2 separate regions of the Homo sapiens genome follow, and region 1 is linked to region 2. The links are chromatin loops, found by intact Hi-C in ENCODE. Cell type or tissue: PC-3. All regions are shown on one strand.

Evidence for each region. Peaks named below come from ENCODE experiments on the same cell type or tissue, not always from the same donor. Only the 100,000 strongest peaks of a DNase experiment are listed, where the experiment ranks them.
Region 1: a loop joins it to region 2, with 14 times the contacts of the local background. A loop is called at or near these places in 42 of 110 quality-filtered maps.

The regions. Positions count from the first base shown.
Region 1 is chr14:59,052,975-59,057,974 of GRCh38, reverse strand. No RefSeq gene overlaps it. Among named protein-coding and RNA genes, the nearest start is that of DAAM1, 130 kb to the left of the region's middle. In PC-3, CTCF peaks have their summits at 2,138 and 2,344 (motif pointing right); a DNase peak (open chromatin) is centred at 2,354; H3K27me3 peaks cover 1,053 bases.
Region 2 is chr14:58,637,653-58,642,652 of GRCh38, reverse strand. It overlaps DACT1 (dishevelled binding antagonist of beta catenin 1), which reads right to left and starts at 4,691. Exons shown (of 4, transcript NM_001079520.2): 1 at 4,106-4,691; 2 at 1,785-1,917; 3 at 906-1,061. The coding sequence starts at 4,450. RefSeq lists a silencer at 4,191-4,900. In PC-3, CTCF peaks have their summits at 734, 946 and 2,570 (motif pointing left); a DNase peak (open chromatin) is centred at 2,552; H3K4me3 peaks cover 1,637 bases; H3K27me3 peaks cover 1,918 bases.

The DNA.
Region 1 (5,000 bases), 420 kb before region 2:
TGTAAATAGTAATAATAACAACGGCTGATGATATTGTCCCCAAAAAGGAGACAAAAAGTGCTTCAGAGTGAACACCTTTAATTGGTTTACAGAACTGCCTGTAGTACAATAATGGAAGCAGGCAATCTTAGTCCTAACAGATCTTTCTTTCTCTCCCAAGCTGGTAGACAGATACTGGCTCTTGCCAGACTGCTATCATCAACAGATTGAGTTGACAAGTTTGTAATGAAGGAAAACTTGGAGGGACGAAGTGTAAGAAGTACCCTCATCATTTATGATCTCTGGGCATATGGCTAGGAACAGGAGGAGAGAAAACATTGTGCCTACTGACATTTGCCAGTCTTACAATGAATTTTGATTGAAAAATACATTAACGTTCCCTTTTTTGAGATGTCTATTGTCACCACCCTAATATAAAAAATTATTTTTCCCTTTCTACAATAAGCATGCCCTCATTATTAGGAGTATTAAATCATCGAGAAACACTGAAGTCAGCTAAGTCCCTTTAGCCAAGTATAGGAACTACACTAGCCAAAATGCTCTGGGTGAAGTTCATTACTTAATCATCCACCTTCCAAAAGCAAAGTATCTTTTTCTAGTTTCTTACATATTATCTGTAACATGTAGCTTTTGAGTGGTTGGACTTAACAAAGGCCTGACGATACTTTAGTGAAACTACTTCCTAGAAGAGAAGGCTGAGTTTGAGAAGAGAGTCCTTAAAGCACAGATTAACACTTTCTTGGCTAAATGTTCCAAGCGCATTTGTGGAAGGTACAGAGCTGTCCACTTGGGCATTTAAAAGGGCTACAGAAACCTAGGCCCCTTCCATCTTTGGAGGCTATTAGTTTACTAAAAATTTTTTGAATGCCAAAATAGACGTATAACAGTTGAAATATAGCATGAATACACTTAACAAATTAATACTTAGAAAAAATATAGTGCAATATAACTATGCTATTTAAAAGATAATAACATTCATAAAAGTCATTGCTCCACATAATGGAGGTAGACAGTTAATGGAACATAAGCTTAAAACTATACGACATCTTTCAATGTCATCAGTATACCCCATTTGAAGATCTACTTGAGCCCCTTCACGAATATGGGCCTTGGATAAATAGCCCTTCAGGTCTCTACTAGTATAGAGGTAGTCCCAACTCCTTTAGCCCAAGAAAGCACTTCAAAAATAGATGTTGGAGGCAGTGGATATCCTAAATATCCGTCTTACATGTTCTAGAAGTGTAACAAAATTTCACACATACCCCATTAATATGTACAAATATTAGGTATCAAAAAAGTAGACCTTAGACTTCGTTTTGGGAAATGATGGTTTCTGAGACACTCCTGCCCCTTTCCACTAAGCCTCCTTTCTAGGTAACATTTTTGATGGTCTATTTTGAGTGTTTATGACTTAGGAAGTTATATACCTTGGCTCCTTGTAGGAATGACCCAGAATGCTTATTCTTCATAGGAATGTCCTTTGACAAAAATATAGTGCAACATAATTGCTATTTTATTTTCATTTTATTTATTTTGAGACAGGGCCTCACTCTGTCATCCAGGTTGGAGTGCCTGGTGGATCTTGGCTCACTGCAACCTCCGCCTCCTGGACTCAAGTGATCCCCCTACCTCAGCCTCCCAAGTAACTGGGACCACAGGCACGCACCACCATGCCTGGCTAATTTTTGTGTTTTTTGGTAGAGATAGGGTTTCACCATGTTGCCTAGGCTGGTCTCGATCTCCTGGGCTCAAGCAATTTGCCCACCTTGGCCTCCCAAAGTGCTGCGATTACAGACATGAGCCACCGTGCCTGGCCAATAACTGCAACTTTAAAGATAACTATGCTTTTTAACACAATCCTTGTTGAAGAATCTTTGTAACAGTGTAAACTGGTCCATCTCCAAGAGTGCTGGACCTGGGGATTTGGTCACATGAATTTGGGTTCAAGTTCTGCAGCACCAAGACTAGTTAAGTGACACTAAGAAATTACTAATCCCTCTGAGCCTTGATTTCAACTGTAAAATGGAGATAACAATAGTTCTTATCTCATAGGGTGGTCTGAAGATTGAATGGGTTGCCACAATGAGAGCACTCCTGTGCTGCCTGGCATCTACTGGGCACTCAGATGTTCCTCATCATCACTGTTATTCTTATCCCAAATTCATACTCAAATTTTCAGAAACAGAGCTATATGTAGAAGATAGAAAGTTCAAACCTCTTTTTTTAACTACTTTTTGATATTTTTAGATGTTTCAGATTTTTATTTAAAGAAGTTTAGAGGCACTAATTACTCTGATGGGCTCTGAAATGGGTAATAGCCTTTATGTAGTGCCAAGGCTTGGCCTCCAGATGTCAGTATGAACTCAATTGATGGAGGTAGTTACTATGTGAACCAGTTGGATGGTTAAAGCTCTTCTCTACTTGTCTATTAAATAACATTGCAGATGCACAATCATTCTTTGATTTTAAAAATGTAATAAATAGATACCTTTTAATCTATTACTTTGGGAGACACTGAACCATAAAGCTGGTATGGAAAACATGCAACAAGTATATGAATCTGGAAATACCACTTCAAGAAAGTTGGACACCATTACCACAAATAAAAATGTGGAAAGAGTGTTAAATTTAACAATTGCTCTTGGAGTAAAATTATTATTTACATAATTATGACATCTATCCTATGAGTCCTCAAAAATTATTCAAGAGAATCAGAGGCCATATCTGACATTCCTTACATTCTACAGCTGTGCAGTACATATTTAGAGCCATTTCCATTAGAAAGTGGGATTAAAAATAGGTCCATGTCTATGAAGACCATGTGAAAGTAAATTGCTCCAGAAAGTGTCCCAGATTTATTATGGGTGTTGCTATAGAAACCTCAAGAAGAAGTTTGCTCTTAGAGGGCATCCTTTTTTATTCTATTTGTTCAATAAACATTTATTGAGCATCTACTACATTCCAGGTCGATTTTAAGTGTTGAGAATACAGCAGTAAACAAAGCAGACAAAATCCCTGCCCACATGGTTTATGGTTTAGGGAAAAGAGACAGAGAATAAACACAATAGATAAATGAATAAACAAAATTGTATAGAAGATAAGTGCGACAGATCAAAAGTGGAAAAGAAGGCAAACATTTGAAATACAGTAGTTAATCTAGGACAAAATGAACAAGTGACATTTAAGGAAACACTTGAAGCAAGTGAGGGAGCACACCAGAGGTATATTTGGGAGAAGAGCACTCCAGGTAGAGGAACCAGCAAAGTCAAAGTCAAGGGACAGCAAAAATGCTAGTGTGGCTGAGGCAGACTAGATGGGACTCCTTCCAGGATTTCTGGTAGAGTCATGGCATGATTTGACTTTACTGAAACCCATCTGGTTGTTCTGGTAAGAATAGGTGGCAAGTGTGGAGCAGGGCCAAACAGGAAAACCAGTCAGGAGGCAACTGCAATACTCTAAGATAAAGACTAGTGGTTTGGAATAAGAATTCAGGTGGAGCATCTAAAGATGGTTGTTCAAGTGAAGACATCTGGATGCCTCTGCAGCCTGGAAAGGTCTATTAGTTTAAGGATGAAGCTGTTTTAAAGTCCATTCTAAAACAAACAAAAAATTCCACCCATAATCCTTTTATACTAATGAATTACATCTTGAAACATATTATGGAAGTTAAAAGAAAAGTCTTAGTTTATAATAGTGCAAAAAGAAGAGTCAGAAAAAAGTCAGCATGACAAATACATAAAACTCAAATATATAGAGTACATGACAAATACATAAAACTAATATTTATGGGAGACAAGAAGCAAAGTTTCTTCTGATCTTGGCAAAAATAATGAAACCAGATTTCTATCTTAAAATAAAGAAAATTTCTATCTTAAAGAAAATTCCATTTTCTCTGGAATCCTAATCATTTTTTTCTTAGACCAAACTTAGAAATACCAATTCAGTTTTTAAAAAGTCAATAGACTCTGTTTTAGAGCAGTTTTAGGTTTACAGAAAAAGGAGTTTAAAAGACAGCATTCCCATATACTCCTCCTCCCCCTGCCCCACCCTCAACTAATGCAGCCCTCACCCACGCTAATGCAAGATTTTAATAACTAATTGATACATTATGATCAATTAGATTCCATAGTTTACATGAAGGCTCACTCTTCATGTTGTACATCTCTATGGGTTTTGACAAGGGCCTAACATTATGTATCTAACACTGCAATATCATACAGAATAGTTTCACTGCTCTAAAATTCTCCTGTGCTCCACCCAGTCATCTTCTTCCTTGTCCAGAACCTCTGGCAACCACTGATTTTTTTCTATCTCTATAGTTTTGCCTTTTCCAGAATGTCATATAGTTGGAATCATATAGTATGTAGCCTTTTTAAATTGGCTTCTTTTATTTAGCAGTGTACATTTAAGGCTCTTCTCTTTTTGTGGCTTGATGGCTTATTTTTTTAATTGATTGTTTTGGTTGGAAGCGTCTGTGTGTCCCTCCCTTTGTACTTGTATAAAGAAATATTTCATCTATCCTGTATTACCATCTTTGTACGCAGAACTCTAAATTTCATTACGTACCCTTCCCACATGCCAGCAGGCATTGTTGATTATGGTGACAAATGATATATTCATTAAAATGAGATCCATTTGTTCTGGTAAGGTGTTCCAATAAGGAGACTACAAAATATCATGTAAAGACCCATTGTCACTGGCACCTGATCCAAGTCATCTCTGACTTGGGTCCCGTTTTATGACCCACTCTTGACATTTCCTATTTGCTGTACTACGGGAAAAAGAATCCAGTTTTTCTTTCTACCCCACCTCCACTGTGTGTCAAAGAAAGTGCACAGATACCACATTAGAATAGTAAAATCAGTTACATTGTGTATCACTAGGATTATGTAATAGTTTTCATCTAAACTTTTTTTTTTTGGAGGAATTTAGGTTCAAAAAGCTTTCAGATATTGAAGTATTTATGGGTGAAATGAGATGATGTCTGGAATTTTTTCACT
Region 2 (5,000 bases):
GCACAATCTCGGCTCACTGCAACCTCCGCCTCTGGGGTTCAAGTGATTCTATTGCCTCAGCCTCTCAAGTAGCTGGGATTACAGGCACATGCTGCCACACCCGGCCGATTTTTGTGTTTTTAGTAGAGACAGGGTTTCATCATGTTGCCCAGGCTGGTCTTTTGTTTTTTGTTTTTTTTTTCTCTCTGCCGCCCAGGCTGGAGTACAGTGGTCCAATCTCGGCTCACTATGACCTCTACCTCCTGGGTTCAAGCAATTCTCCCTCAGCCTCCCGAGTAGCTGGGACTATAGGCATGTGCCACCATGCCCGGCTAATTTTTGTATTTTTAGTAGAGATGGGGTTTCACCATGTTGGCCAGGCTGGTCTTGAACTCCTGACCTCAAGTGATCCACCCACCTTGGCCTCCCAAAGTGCTAGGATTATAGTCATGAGCCACTGCACCGGGCCAACCCAGGCTGGTCTTGAACTCCTGACCTCAGGTGATCCAGCTGCCTAAGCCTCCCAAAGTGCTGGGATTACAGGTGTGAGCCACTGCACCTGGCTGAGTTTTAGCTTTACATAATTAAAAGAAGAAAACAGTTCCAAAATGAAAGAAAATACAGACAACCTAACAGCAAAGGCTCAGAAACAGAGCTCAAGACCTACAATATTGGGACAGGATTTCTAGAGATAAAGTGTCTTGCTGCTATCAAAATATATAACCAAGTAGCACCCAAAGGGTACTGGAATAGTTCTAGATACTCACCTAGATGAAACTGAGTTCTAGATGTAAGTATGGCACTAAATGCCGCAAAGTGATGAACCTTCATTTTTCCACCAGTGAAAGGTGCTGGAGCCAAATAACCTTTTAAGGGCCCTTGATGCCTTCCAATTAAAAATTTCTATCAGTGCTAAAAATTCTTACCTGCAGATTTGGGGCAACCATCTGAGAGACTCAAGGTCGCCTCCAAGGGGCTGCAAAAGCAGGTGCTGGAATGACAACTGGATAAACACTCACTGAACACCGAGTTAGAGGAATTGGAAAGGGATCCTGAAGCCCCATCACTCAGCTCATAAAACCCTACAAATAAAAACACCGTTGGAATTAACATCATGTCAAGAAATAATGCATATTCACGCTTAACAGGAAAATGAATAATCATTTAGGAAAAGGAGATTTTTTGTTTGTTTTTTGGCCAATTTTGATTCATTGGACTTTGGTGTCCTAATCTTATGGTCTTATTTCAAACAATCCTTAGGAAAAGGCAAAGAGCCCATAACTAGGGGTACATTTCAGAGTTACCCTCACCCTCAAATTGACCTTATTCCTTGACCCCGCCTTTGAACATGTCCAAGGAAAGAAACTTAGATCTGTCAAGCCTCATCTTTATCATGATTGTTTCAGAACAATAATAAGAGAAAAATCTAAGGAGCCCAAATGGTTTAAAAGAAAAAAAAAAAAAACTTTTGAAGTGGTCTCAGGAAGTTGAAGTGTGACTAATTTTCTAGCCCAGTTCTGACTTACTCAAGTTTCAAAGGAGGGCACCTCTTGCAGAAATTTGAATAGCTTTTATTTTTAAACTTGGGGGACTCCAATCACATTGATCTCATTACTAAAAATTTTGTTGTCTGAGTTTATTTCCCTCTTATTCCGATAAAACTGAATGGCAGACTTCTTTTTTGTTTATCCTCTCTGCACTGGAAACAAACTCCATTGCCATTTGCAGGTCTGGGAATGTTAACCACAAGGGGCTGAGATACAACTCAAGAGTGCAGAATTCTGTCCTTGTGCTCAATCACTCACCTGAGCTAGGCCGACTGTCTGTCTCCAGGTGCTCTTCAGATGTCTTTTCTACATCCAGTCTCAGGTCACTTATCTGCTTGTCAAGCTCTTGCAACTGATTCAACAAACCAGCATCTCTTCGCCTCAAACAGTTCTGATTAGGAAGAAACAAAGGAAACATGAACATACAGGGGTGACAAAAGAACCAGAAAGTCTACTCTAAGGATTCAAATTACCCATCTGAAGAGTTCACTAAACTTAGAAAACCAAAATTTTACTGGATGACCTGAAGTAACGAAAAACTTCGAGAATTCAAGAATATGTCCTATGTTTAATTCCACTTTCTCACATTTTGTGGTGATATAAAGTTTCTTCATAAAAACAAGACTTGTTTTTAGTTTCAACTAATATATACAAACTGACTTTTCATAGATAGGGACAAGAAAAATGGACTGAGACTTTAAATCATCTGGTGTATAACCAGTCTTTTAAAAAACAATACTTCACAGTAGACTCTTTAATTTGAAATGAGAGTAAGAGATTTCCTATAATACACTATAATCTTAGGTGAGATTTTCTGGCCAAATGTCTTGGCCTGCAGAGTTTTGTTTTCTATTAGTTGCTTTGTGGGGTTTAATCAGTCTTAGAGCCTTTGAAAGTGAGAAACTAATACTAATAGCCAGTGCCAAGTATAATGTGAGCTGGCAGAATCCAAAACCCTCATGGGAAGGCCCATCGAGATTTGAACGCCTCTGGGTTTCCAAAGGTGACAGATGGATTGTGCTAACTCACACTGCCACCTAGTGCTTCCTATTGCTGGAAAAACGGGAGAACTCAAAAAGCATCTGGTTCAAATCATGAATGCCAAGTCTACAAATGAAAATAGTACCATAAATACTGACTGGACTGGAATTCTCTTGACATACTGCTTTGCTCCCCTCAAGCGGACAATAGGAATGCGCCACTTACAATCTTGAGATTCATGCAGACAAAAAGGTGCAATTGCACAAAACAATAAAATGTAAAAGTCACCAGCCATAACCAGTGAGAACTGGCTCAAATGAATGTTACATAGGAATCTGGTCTGTGACCGAAGCAGCACAGTAAAATGCCAAAACAGAGATATTACACAAACCACAGTGTACATCCTTACAAAACACATGCATATGAATATCTACGCCTCTTGTCTTTTGACTTAAAAAGCTTGGAGACATAAATTGTATGTTTGTTTGCTACAATTAATTTCTTCAGGAAAAATGAACCTATCAAGTAAAAGCACTTTGGTGCTTAAAAACACACACACACACACAGAGAAAAGAAATGATCTGAAAAGAGATAATAGAAGAAAACACATGACAACTGCACAGCATCACCACTTTATTGTGGGAGGGCCACTACCTGGCATGTGTCTAGTTTAGATAGTATCACTTGGTCAGGTGAGGACGTTTGCTGTTTCCAAAACTACATTTTAAGGTCACTGAAAACAAAGCTGTCGCCATTATTCTGAGGCGGGGTCAAAAGCTGTTCATCAATACATTAAGCTACAAAGTTCTTTTTCTTCCCCATTAATGAAGACTGCATAGAAAGACTGAGACACTGACAGAAACCCAGTAAGATAAATGCTTACCGAGAGCAGGTTCTCTTTTCTCCCACCTCCACCACCAATCACAGCTGGCAGAACGTATAAAATATGAGAGGAGGGGACACAGTCTCCAGCCAAATTTCCATCATTTCCATCTAGTTTGAGCTGCCTTATACAAAGGGCTTCTATTTGAAATTAAGCACCAGCCTGGGTGAAAGCTGGCATGCTGGGGAGAGCTCTCGGAGAGGCACGGCTCCCTACAGGCGCTCCAGTGTAATCGTAAAACTCGGCCCTGGACAGTTAAGCACGCCACAAACCCCCTCCTTGGCTTTTGGCCCCTCTCGGCGGGAGGAGATAAAGTCAAGAAAACCTCCAAATAAAATGGTATTTTAAGTGGGAGTTTGCAAACCGCTGGGGAGAGGGCATATACTCATCTAACTAAGGAGACCGAACGTTAGAACTAGGCGACTCCAAGAATCCCGAAGGCAGAGGAGGAGGGAAGAGCGGCCACCCCCTTCCCGCAATCCGCGCGAGGTCGCCAGACACAAAGCGGGCACACGCCAGAAACGCGTGGGCGTCGGCAGCCCACACGCCGCGGGCACTCAGGAAGGGGATCAGGGAGGTATGGGGCGGTCGGGGGCGTCCCATAACAGCGAGCATCTCCCCAGCCAGAGTCAACCTCGCGCCCGCCCCAGGCCACCTGCCCGACCTCCAGCCCCTGGGCAGGAACAGCCGTGCTCCACCTTCGGGCACGACCTACCAATTGCTTTCTTAGCAGCAAGATGTTCTCCTCCAAGAACTTCTCCTCCAGGCGACTGCGCTGCGCCGCCTCCCCCAGTAGCTCCCCAGCGCGGGGCGCAGCGGCTCCCGCACCCCCGGCGCCGCGCAGGGCGCCCCTGACCAGCAGCTCTTGGCGCTGGCGCAGGTACTCCAGCTCCGCCAGCCCGGCCAGCGTGGCCTCCTGCCGCTCCCGGGTGCGCTGCCGCTCGGTGTCTGCCTCGCCCTTCTCCCGCCAGCGCCCCTCGGGCTCCGCCGTGCGCTGCTCGCCTCGGGCCGGCGCCGGAGGCTCCAGCTCCTTCGCCGTCCCGGCCGGACTCGGCTTCATGGCCCCCAGTCGGGCAGCGAGAGCCGTCACCGCAGCCGGGCCGCCCAGGCGGAGGAGCAGGGCGCTAGGGCTGCGGCCGCGGGTGGGCTCATGCCGCCCTGTGGCGGGGCGCGGCGCTGGCGGGGACGGTGGCTAGAAGCCCTCGAGTCCTGCGCGCGACCGCCGGCTGCTGCTGTCCCGGCCCGGGCAGCGCCGTCCGCTGTCGCCGCGCGTCCCTCGCCGCGGCCCGGCAGCTGATAACGCCCTGCCCGGCGCTACGTCACGCGCGGCGGCCCTGCAAACCCCCGCCTGGCGCCCGCCTCCCCGCGCCGGCCCCTCGGCTGCGACGCTTGCGCCCCCAGGCTTCCCCTCCTCTGTCAGGCGCGCCGCCCGGCCCCCAGAGCCGCCTCCTCCTCGCTCGGCCCTCCCCGCCCCTCCTCGCCCCTCCCCGCCTCCTCCCCCGCTCTCTTCGCGGGCCTCCTCGCCCCCTTTTCGGGTTTACTGCACCCGATTTTGCCCTCGCTCCTCATTGGCTCTTTCTCGTCGCCCAAAGCTCGGGGCGAGCGCCTGG